Linked DNA regions of Homo sapiens: region 2 is linked to region 1. A link is a contact called in ENCODE Hi-C data. All regions are on one chromosome and are shown on one strand. Each heading gives the region's core, a stretch centred on a gene start or an enhancer-like site at or near the end of the contact. The rest is flanking DNA. Distances are from core to core; before and after follow the strand shown.

Region 1 (4,309 bases), core at 436-2,935:
TTTGTGTAGGAAAAAACTTTGGTAAACAGTTTAGGAATGGCAGGTAGCTATGAAGGCACAGATTAGGAGATGGAAATAAAAGTATTGTATAAAGAGAGGAGAGGAGGGGAGAGATGGGACCAGAAAGATGGTACAATAGTGGGAGGTTACAGGTTATGATGAAAAAATGGGGGTAGGTGGTAGGTGGATAAAAATATCATGGGAGGAACTGAAGGACTTTTAAGAGCAGGGATTTCTAATTTTAGGTTTTTTGCATCCTTAATTTAAAACCACTTATCTGCTCCAAACCTTCTAAAGAGTTGGCTATAGAAACAACCAAAGAAAAGGGGCTGATTTCGAAATTATGTGTCAGCAGGAGTAGAGAGAGGAGAGTTGTAAGAGGTGATATGTGGAGAGGTCTAAGTGTTCAGGAAAAGCAAGAACTGAGAGCCAGAAGTGACGGTGCAATCCTTGAGAGGACATTGGCCGTGGGGAACACCACAAGGTGGATAAGGGACTCAGTCAAGTTCAAGAAAATCTCTGTGGTAGGATGACTCAGCTGGATTACAGGAGCCATTTTTGTTATTTTCAACCATAATTTTTCAGGAGATATTCATTACTAGAAAATGACAAGGTCACGAATTCACTCCCCTTCCTCTTTTTTTCTATTAAATTTCTGGGCCTCAGTTTTCCCATCTATAAAATCTAGAGATTGGGCCTAGAATATCTCTGTAGTTTCCATTAGAGTCTATAGCTCTAATAATAATAACAACACATTTTTATGTTCTCTTTTGAGGTAAATTTACATGCAGTGAAATGTACAAATCTTAAATGTCCCATTCCAAGAGTTTTGACAAGTGCATATACTTCTGTAACCGAAACTCTTAGCTATAGAATTTTTTCATCACTACAAAAAATTCTCTCAAACTCCTCCCCGACAGCCAACCACTATTCTGACTTTTATCACTATTGATTAAATAATTAATATTTAATAGCTATTGTTAAATGCTAAGCTTTGTTTTATAGAGCTTCATCAGTATTAATGCGTGTATTTCTTACAAGAGTTGCAAGATGGATATCTCCATTTTTGCAGATCAAAACGTTAAGAGGTGAGAAAGGCGCCTCTGGTCATCAGCTACCAAGCACAGGGGCAGGACGTGAACTAAGAATTCGTTTTAGAAGCCCACGCTCTTAACCTGTTTATCCTAGAGTCCACAAACGATTGCCAAGAAACAGCATAAATCCAAATTCAGTCGAAAGCAATGCCATTTGCAAATTCTAAAACCTCCTGAATAATCCTAAAGGCCATATGCATTCCATCTTATCGAAGGATTCCCTTCTATCCCCCTCCCCAGAGAATGGAGAAAGGGGGTGCGAAAGACTTCAATTCGGTTTGACTGGAGAAAAACACAGAGGTGGCGTAGGATCCACACATCCCTTGGGGGCAGACCCAGCGGCGGACGCCTGGACAGGCGGCGGGAAAGGCGCTGCGACGCCCCGGGTGCCCCCTCCTTCGACGCCACTGGCATCACCTCCGAAAGCAGCAGGCACGAAGGTGCCCTGCCACGGGGGCTGGACGCAGTGGAGGCAGGCTCATCAAGCACGACCAGAGCTCAGTCGGCCACACGTCCTCCTCAATGTCACTGTCTCCCTGCTCTCCCACCCCGCGCCGCTGCACCTCCCTCCCCCCGGCAACCTGGGCGGGAGTCCCAAGCTCCGCCCCAGAGCGGACTCACAGCCCCCGCGCTCCCTCCCGCGCTGCGCCCACCGCGCGGCCGCGGCTGCCATGGCAACACTACGCCGCCGCCGCCTTTTCACGCACGTCGCGAGCTAACGGACTCGGCGGCGGCGGCGGCGGCGGCCTGCGCCCCACCCGCACCCCATCTGGACCGCATCGCTGAATGTGCCCGGACCTGCGCCTTCTGGGTAATGAATCCGAGAGAAAGGGGCGAGGGCGAGACAGCAGGTGGTGGAGGGCTCTAGCCAACAGCCCCTCTCGGCCTCCCACTGCCGGAGACGCCAGGGCAGTGGGCTGCGGGGTTCCTCGGGCGCTGGCTCCCGTGCGGGGACGGGGAGGGGCGCGGGAGCGCCAGGCTCGCGGTGCATCATGGGAATTGTAGTTCAGCGACTCCTCGGGCTCGCGGTCTTGGTGGGGTAGCTCGGACTGGCGAACTACAAAGCCCGGCGGCCCCGACCGCCGGGAAAGACCGATAAACTTTGAGCGGACCGGGACAGAAAAAAAAATCTCTCTTTGTCTTGAGGGGGCTGTTGAGTGGTCGCGGACCTGGGCTCTGTGCGTTGGGAAAGGGAAGTGGAGGTGAGCCTCGGGCTTCCCGCCCTGTAGCTGGGCCCGCCCCAGTTGCAGCGCTCAGCCCCACCCCGGCTGGGCCACCGCCCTGCACAGTCTCAGGGATGAGCAGCCGCCCAAGCTGCAGGGCCTCGGGTCTTCGGCGCCTCTGACCCTCGCAGGTTGCTGCCTTTCGGTGCAGAACCGTATGTATGTCACACATTGGATGTGAGACCTGAGAAACCGTGTTTTAACAGGTTTTTCTCCTTTCCTGGATACGTTTATTTCTGGGTTAGTCATGTTTGTTTTAAAGTAGCTCAGAGGTGTTTGCATATTAAACCCATCAATTGGTAATTACTCAAAGGGCAGTAATGTTTAAAGGTTAAGTGTGGAAATAGATAAAAAGATGTCATTGCGATTATATGGTGGTATCTGGCATTTTTAACTTTTTGCATTTTTGAATTTTATTTCTTGAGGTTCAAGGTTGTGAAATGAGTGCTCCACCCCACCCCCCCCTTGCCAGCCTGAACACTGCCTACACATATTTTGATTAGTTCAGCTTTAAATTACTAGTAACTTTTAAAAACAGACTTTTTTAGCAGTAGGCAGCAATAATTCTTTGATTATTCCAGTGTTATTCAGAATTTCTCAGCATGTTTTCGGAAGGAAAAATACCATGTTTTAATTATTTAGTTAATTCTTTATATATTTTTTATGTTCAGGAGTACACTTGAGTCCTTAGAGTTGACTCAAAGACTTGCTGGTAAAGGAAGCTGACACAGATTTACGAAACCTTCCTTGACGACCCTTTAAAATTTTTTAATAGGTAGATAACCATCCTAGAAATTTGCTGCTTTATGGAGTAAGTTGGAGAATTGTTGATATTATTGTGAGTTTGTGTGTGTGTGTGTTTAAAAACAAAAAGACCACAAATCCTATAAAACTTTCTCTTAATTAAAATGAAGTTGACCTGTGTAAATTTTACTTGAGGTTGCAATTTTGTACAAGGAGGAGATGGAAAGTAGGTTTAGTAAGACAGGTAGAAAACAAAATTGAGGCCTTATGTGATACAACATAAGGTTTGAAGTATTTTATTTATTCATTCAAAATGTGTTAGGAACCTATGTGCCAGGCATTATGCCAGGTGGTGAGAATAAAGAGATGAAAAAAGATAGTCTGTATCCTGCATGGGCAGTCTTGTCATCACAGTAGTGTGGTAGAGATAAGTGCAAGTTGCTCTAGGAGCCCAGAGGAAATAATCACATAACAGTAACATTTATTGAATATGTCAGGTGCTGTGAGGAGTATTTTGCATGCAACTCCTTACTTAATCCTCAAAACAGTTGGTGAAGTAGTTACTGATTTTTAGAGATGAGGAAACAGGCTTTAGAGGCCTTGCTCAAAATCATAGCTGGTAACGTGTGAACCTGGGATTTCAGCCCAGGTGGGTCTGGTCCTGATCTCAAGCACTGACCATTCTCTGTCATTTAGTAGAAAGATCCTGACTCTGTCTAAGGAAGTCAGGGGAGGCCTTCAGTGTGATTTGACTTTTAACTTGTGTTAAAATAGTTGAATAAGCTTTCACTGGAGTGATGATGAGGAAAGTCATTCTAGGACAAATGGATGGCACAAAATAAGCAAAGGATAGATTGAAGAATCAGTATTTTGTATTTGGGAAACGCTAGGTAGTTCTGAATGACTGGATCCCAGAATACTTGCAATTAGTGGGTGAGGCCAGATCTTAAAGTACTTGGCACCATATTCAGAGTTTAGAATTTTTCTTGATATAGGGCAGTCATTGAAGAATTTTAGCTAGAGTGGTGGTGGCGTCAGATTTGTATTTTAGAAAGATAACTCCAGCCCCAGTGTAGAGAATGGACCTGGGAGGGGAAACATTACAGGTAGTAGAAAAGCCAGTTGTATAATAGAAAAAAACAAAGTCCAGTAGAGAAGTGAAGAGAGTCTGAATTAAGCATTTGGAGTTACAGAAAGACATGGATTCAAGGAATATTTAAGAGATAAAATTGATATGACTTGATAAGA
Region 2 (4,327 bases), core at 357-2,856, 2.0 Mb before region 1:
GATTCTCCTGCCTCCACCTCCCGTGTAGCTGGGATTACAGGCACGCACCACCACACGCAGCACATTTTTTGTATTTTTAGTAGAGATAGGGTTTCACCATGTTGGCCAGGCTGGTCTCAAACTTCTGGCCTCAAGTGATCCGCCCACCTCGGCCTCCCAAAGTGCTGGGATTACAGGCGTGAGCCACCACGCCCAGCCTTAAATTCTTAGTTTTAAATTTCTAATATGGTAAGCTACATAAACAAAAGCACTCCGGGGGTCCTAGATCATTTTTAAGAGTATAAGGAGTACTGAAACCAAAAAGTTGGACAACTTCTGCCATAAAGTAACATTAATGCTTCTGATTTGTTAGTAATTGTTCCTACTGCTAGTCAAGGGGCCAGTTTCCTCTTTATCCACTAGACGTTCTATATTTATCATGTGGTTAACCTGCAAACGATGATTATGTTGTTAACTGGATTTATACACACATAAGGAACAGTTTATGGTTCTAAGCAACACTGTGACGTACTGGGTTTTTAGCAAGCATTTTTTAGAAAACACTTTCTCGGTGTAATTTATAAAGTTATATAAAATTTGTCAATACCTGCTTTGTTGCAGCGTGTCTTAAAAATTTCAAAAAATGTTGGCCTCTCTTTGGATCCAATAGGCATTTTTACCTACGATATTCCTCCAATGCTTGGTAAATAAGTCTGCAAAACAGAAGACCAAAATGCACTTACACAGGGATGCATTCCTTATTATGTGACTGAGGTAAAACTCAGAAGCGCTGGAAAATTTGTTTGAATTCTAATTCAGTCCCATCTCCTGGAACGGTAACAGCTTACTGTGAGGATGGGAACATTTTACAGCTGTGCTGTCCAAACCGGTGCCACTAGCCACATTAAGCACTCGAAACGTGGCTAGTGCGACTAGAGAAGAGGATTTTCATACGATTTAGTTTCAATCACGCTAACCAGTGACGCGTGGCTAGTGGGGACAGAGGGCTCCAGTTAGAGACCAACGCCGCCTGGTAATTCCCATCAGCATGTCTTCGGAATACAGCAATTACCAGGGGCTTAAGTAAGGCAAATACAGCGTGCCCAGCAGCTGTAAAACACTTCCCCAAAACAGCAATATTCCGTTAAAGTGATCGTGTTTCCAAGAAATTTCAGATGGCGTCATCTGGGACAGCTGGGAGGGAAGTTAAGTCTTGAGCTGAAGGCGGAGCCCAAAGGCCGGGCCGGAGGCGGGAAATGGAGACCCAGGGAAGGGGCGGGGCTCGAATTTGCTTGGCGAAAATCTGCCTTCGGGCAAGGACCTTTCTCTCAGGCATGGGTGGGGGTTGGCAGAGACAAAAGGGCAAGAAGCCGCGGCAGCGACCCGGGGCGTGAGGCGCTCCCCCGCCACGCTGGACTGGGACTGCGGAAGACGCGCTCGTCCCAACCCACTACCACCACCACTAACCCGCTCCAGAGGTGCAGTTCTTTTTTGGCCGGAGTAAGCTGACAAAAACCGCGCCGGTCACAAATCTGTCCCCTCACGCTTCTCCCGGCGGCGACCCACCGCCGCAAAAGACACCCGAGGCGCAGCAGAGGCGCAGCAGTGCCACAGCGGCTCCGCCTCTGCCGCCTAGTTTCAGAAGCTCGCGCCACAAGCCCGCGCTGGCCACGTGACGCCGTGACGCGACACGCAGCACACGCACCACCCGGAAGTCAGGCCTGGGTGGGCCGCTGCGGGTATTTCTCAGTGTGGCGAAAGGAAATTCCTTGTCAGGCATCCCAACCGTCAGTATCTGACCGAATAAAGCGGGAGCTGGAGTGTGTGTTCTCTTCTCGCTGACCCTTAAGAGTCCCAGGCCACCCTGCTTGGAGGGGCCGCCCCTATGCCTACTCCAAGTCCCCCATCCCTTTCTTTTTGCTCCAGCTCATGTTTGGGTGGGCGCCCTCGGGACACGACCTGGGACCTATGAAATACCTTTGTTCTGACCTTAAAAGGGATGTTCTCTCAAGACCTGTTCCCCAAAGCGAGCCGATCTTACAAAAGCTTAGAGTGGTCGGTGTGTGGTTGTGGATGACTTCACTTAGTGGTAGTGGGCGGGGCTGTTATTTGAAATCAGAGGATTTTAGTTCCAGTAGCTGTTCTGCTATTGGGTAGCAGGTGTTCAAGACCTCCGAGCCCGTTTCCTTGCTTGAAAAATTGTGAAACCCATCTTAACTCGCTCATGAAGTGTGAGGTACCTTGCTCCGCAGGGCTTGGTAGTATCTTTTGCTTTTTTTTTTGAGACGGAGTTTCGCTCTTGTGGCCCGGGCTGGTGTGCAATGGCGCAATCTCCGCTCACCGCAACTTCCGCCTCCAGGGATCAAGTGGTTCTCCTGCCTCAGCCTCCCGAGTAGCTGGGAATACAGGCATGGGCCACCACGCACGGCTAACTTTGCATTTTTAAGTAGAGACGGGGTTTCTCCGTTGTTGGTCAGTCTGGTCTCAACCTCCCGACCTCAGGTGATCTGCCTGCCTCGGCCTCCCAAAGCGCTGGGATTACAGGCATGAGCCACCACACCCGGCCCATCTTTTGCATTCTTAGGATTCGGATCACCTGTCTTCCTCGCAGGCTGAACTGGAAGACCTGACTTCATCTCCGAATTCGTTGGTTCTGTAACATGCCTAATACAAGGCTGAATAGGGTTTGTTGTAAGACCTACAAAACCTTCAAATGGATTCAGTGAGAGTTGCTCCCATGGGGGCCTTGCTGCTTCCAGAAGGTGCTTGAGCAGTAAACAGAAGCAACCTTGGATTAGGAAAAGGGTGGGCTCCGCTTGGTTCCTTAGGGACCATTTTAGTTTGATAATCAGTAATCCTTAGTTGTAGAAGGAGGCCTTACTAATGCAGATAGATTCTAAAGCTTTTGCTCTAAGTCTAATTCGCAAAGAAATACGTCTGTGATCCTTACTAATAACAGCTGCCACTTACCAAACATTTTATGAGTTAGGCATTCTGCTTTGGGTTTTCAAGCAATACCATGTTTAATCTTACAGTAATCCTGTAAATTGGTCAGTATTGTCAGATGAGGATACTGAATCAAGTAGTTAAGTAATGTGCCTGGTAGTAAGGCCCAGGTTTGAATTCTAGTCCATTTGACTTCATACACTTAACTAACCTGTGATTTATTTACCCTATAAATCAGAACAATATGCTTTGTCCCCTTTTTGTGGGGGAGGGGTGTCTCACTAGGAGTGGACTAATGAGAACCCGTGGCATGTCACACAAGTCTCAGAAATAACATTTTCTGTCATTTTATACAGCCCCCCATACCTTTATGTTTCTTGTTCTCTTTGTACCAGGGACTTGCAACTTATTAGCTCCACCATAATAGACTTTCTCACCTATTCTCTTCTAGTGCAGCTGCTCAATTTACTATTTGTATTCAATTTACAATATGCTTTAATTTTTCTTAAAAACATTATTTCCAGCTGGGCATGGTGGCTCACGCCTGTAATCACAGCACTTTGGGAGGCCAAGGTGGGCAGATCACCTGAGGTCAGGAGTTCGAGACCAGCCTGGCCAACATGGCAAAACCCTGTCTCTACTAAAAATACAAAAATTAACTGGGTGTGGTGGCATGTGCCTGTAATCCCAGCTACTTGGGAGGCTGAGGTGGGAGAATCACTTGAACCCCAGAGGCGGAAGTTGCAGTGAGCCGAAATCATGCCACTGCACTCCTGCCTGGGAGACAGAGCAAGGAAACTCCATTTCAAACAAGCAAACAAACAAAAACCCAAAAAACCATTATTTCCTAAAAGTTGTATATATTTAATGTGCACAACATGTATATGTACACAGTGAGATGATTACTATAGTCAAGCAATTAACATATCCATCTGTTCACATAATTACCTTTCTTTTGTGTGCGGTGAGAGCACCTGAAATTTCTCTTTGAAACTTTTCAGTATAAAATACAGTATTGTTAACTGTAGTCGTTATGCTGTAAATTAGATCTCTAGACTCATTCATTCTACCTAACTGTAACATTTTAGGCTCTGACCAGTCTCTCTCCATTCCCCCCAACTTCCTGTCCCTGGTAACCACCATTCTACTTTCTGCTTCTATGTATTTGACTTTTTCAGATTCCACATATCAGTGAGTTTATGCAGTATTTTTCTATCTGGCTTATTTCACTTAGCATAATGTTCCCCAGTTTCACCCATGTTGTTGCAAATGGCAGGATCTCCTGTTTTTTGTTTGTTTGTTTGTTTGAGACGGAGTCTTTCTCTCTCTGTTGCCCAGACTGGAGTGCAGTAGTGTGATCTCAGCTCACTGCAACCTTTGCCTCCCGGGTTCAGGTGATTCT

Evidence for each region. Hi-C counts contacts between places; a loop is a spot of excess contacts on that map. Pooled maps may share reads with other maps.
Region 2: a map of CD8-positive, alpha-beta T cell shows a loop between it and region 1 (15-fold over the local background). The contact joins the promoter of BRCA2 here to the promoter of KATNAL1 in region 1. A Hi-C loop is called at or near these places in 1 of 168 maps with a recorded cell type or tissue (CD8-positive, alpha-beta T cell), 1 of 37 single-sample maps with no recorded cell type and 6 of 50 pooled maps.

The regions. Positions count from the first base shown.
Region 1 is chr13:30,304,927-30,309,235 of GRCh38, reverse strand. KATNAL1 (katanin catalytic subunit A1 like 1) reads left to right here and starts at 1,685. Exons shown (of 11, transcript NM_032116.5): 1 at 1,685-1,905. RefSeq lists silencers at 1,681-1,910, 1,941-2,050.
Region 2 is chr13:32,312,787-32,317,113 of GRCh38, reverse strand. It overlaps BRCA2 (BRCA2 DNA repair associated), which reads right to left and starts at 1,606. Exons shown (of 27, transcript NM_000059.4): 1 at 1,447-1,606; 2 at 587-692. The coding sequence starts at 653. It overlaps ZAR1L (zygote arrest 1 like), which reads left to right and starts at 1,751. Exons shown (of 6, transcript NM_001136571.2): 1 at 1,751-1,799; 2 at 2,564-2,784. RefSeq lists an enhancer at 947-1,216, a promoter at 1,325-1,821, a cis regulatory region at 2,150-2,216 and a silencer at 2,335-2,555.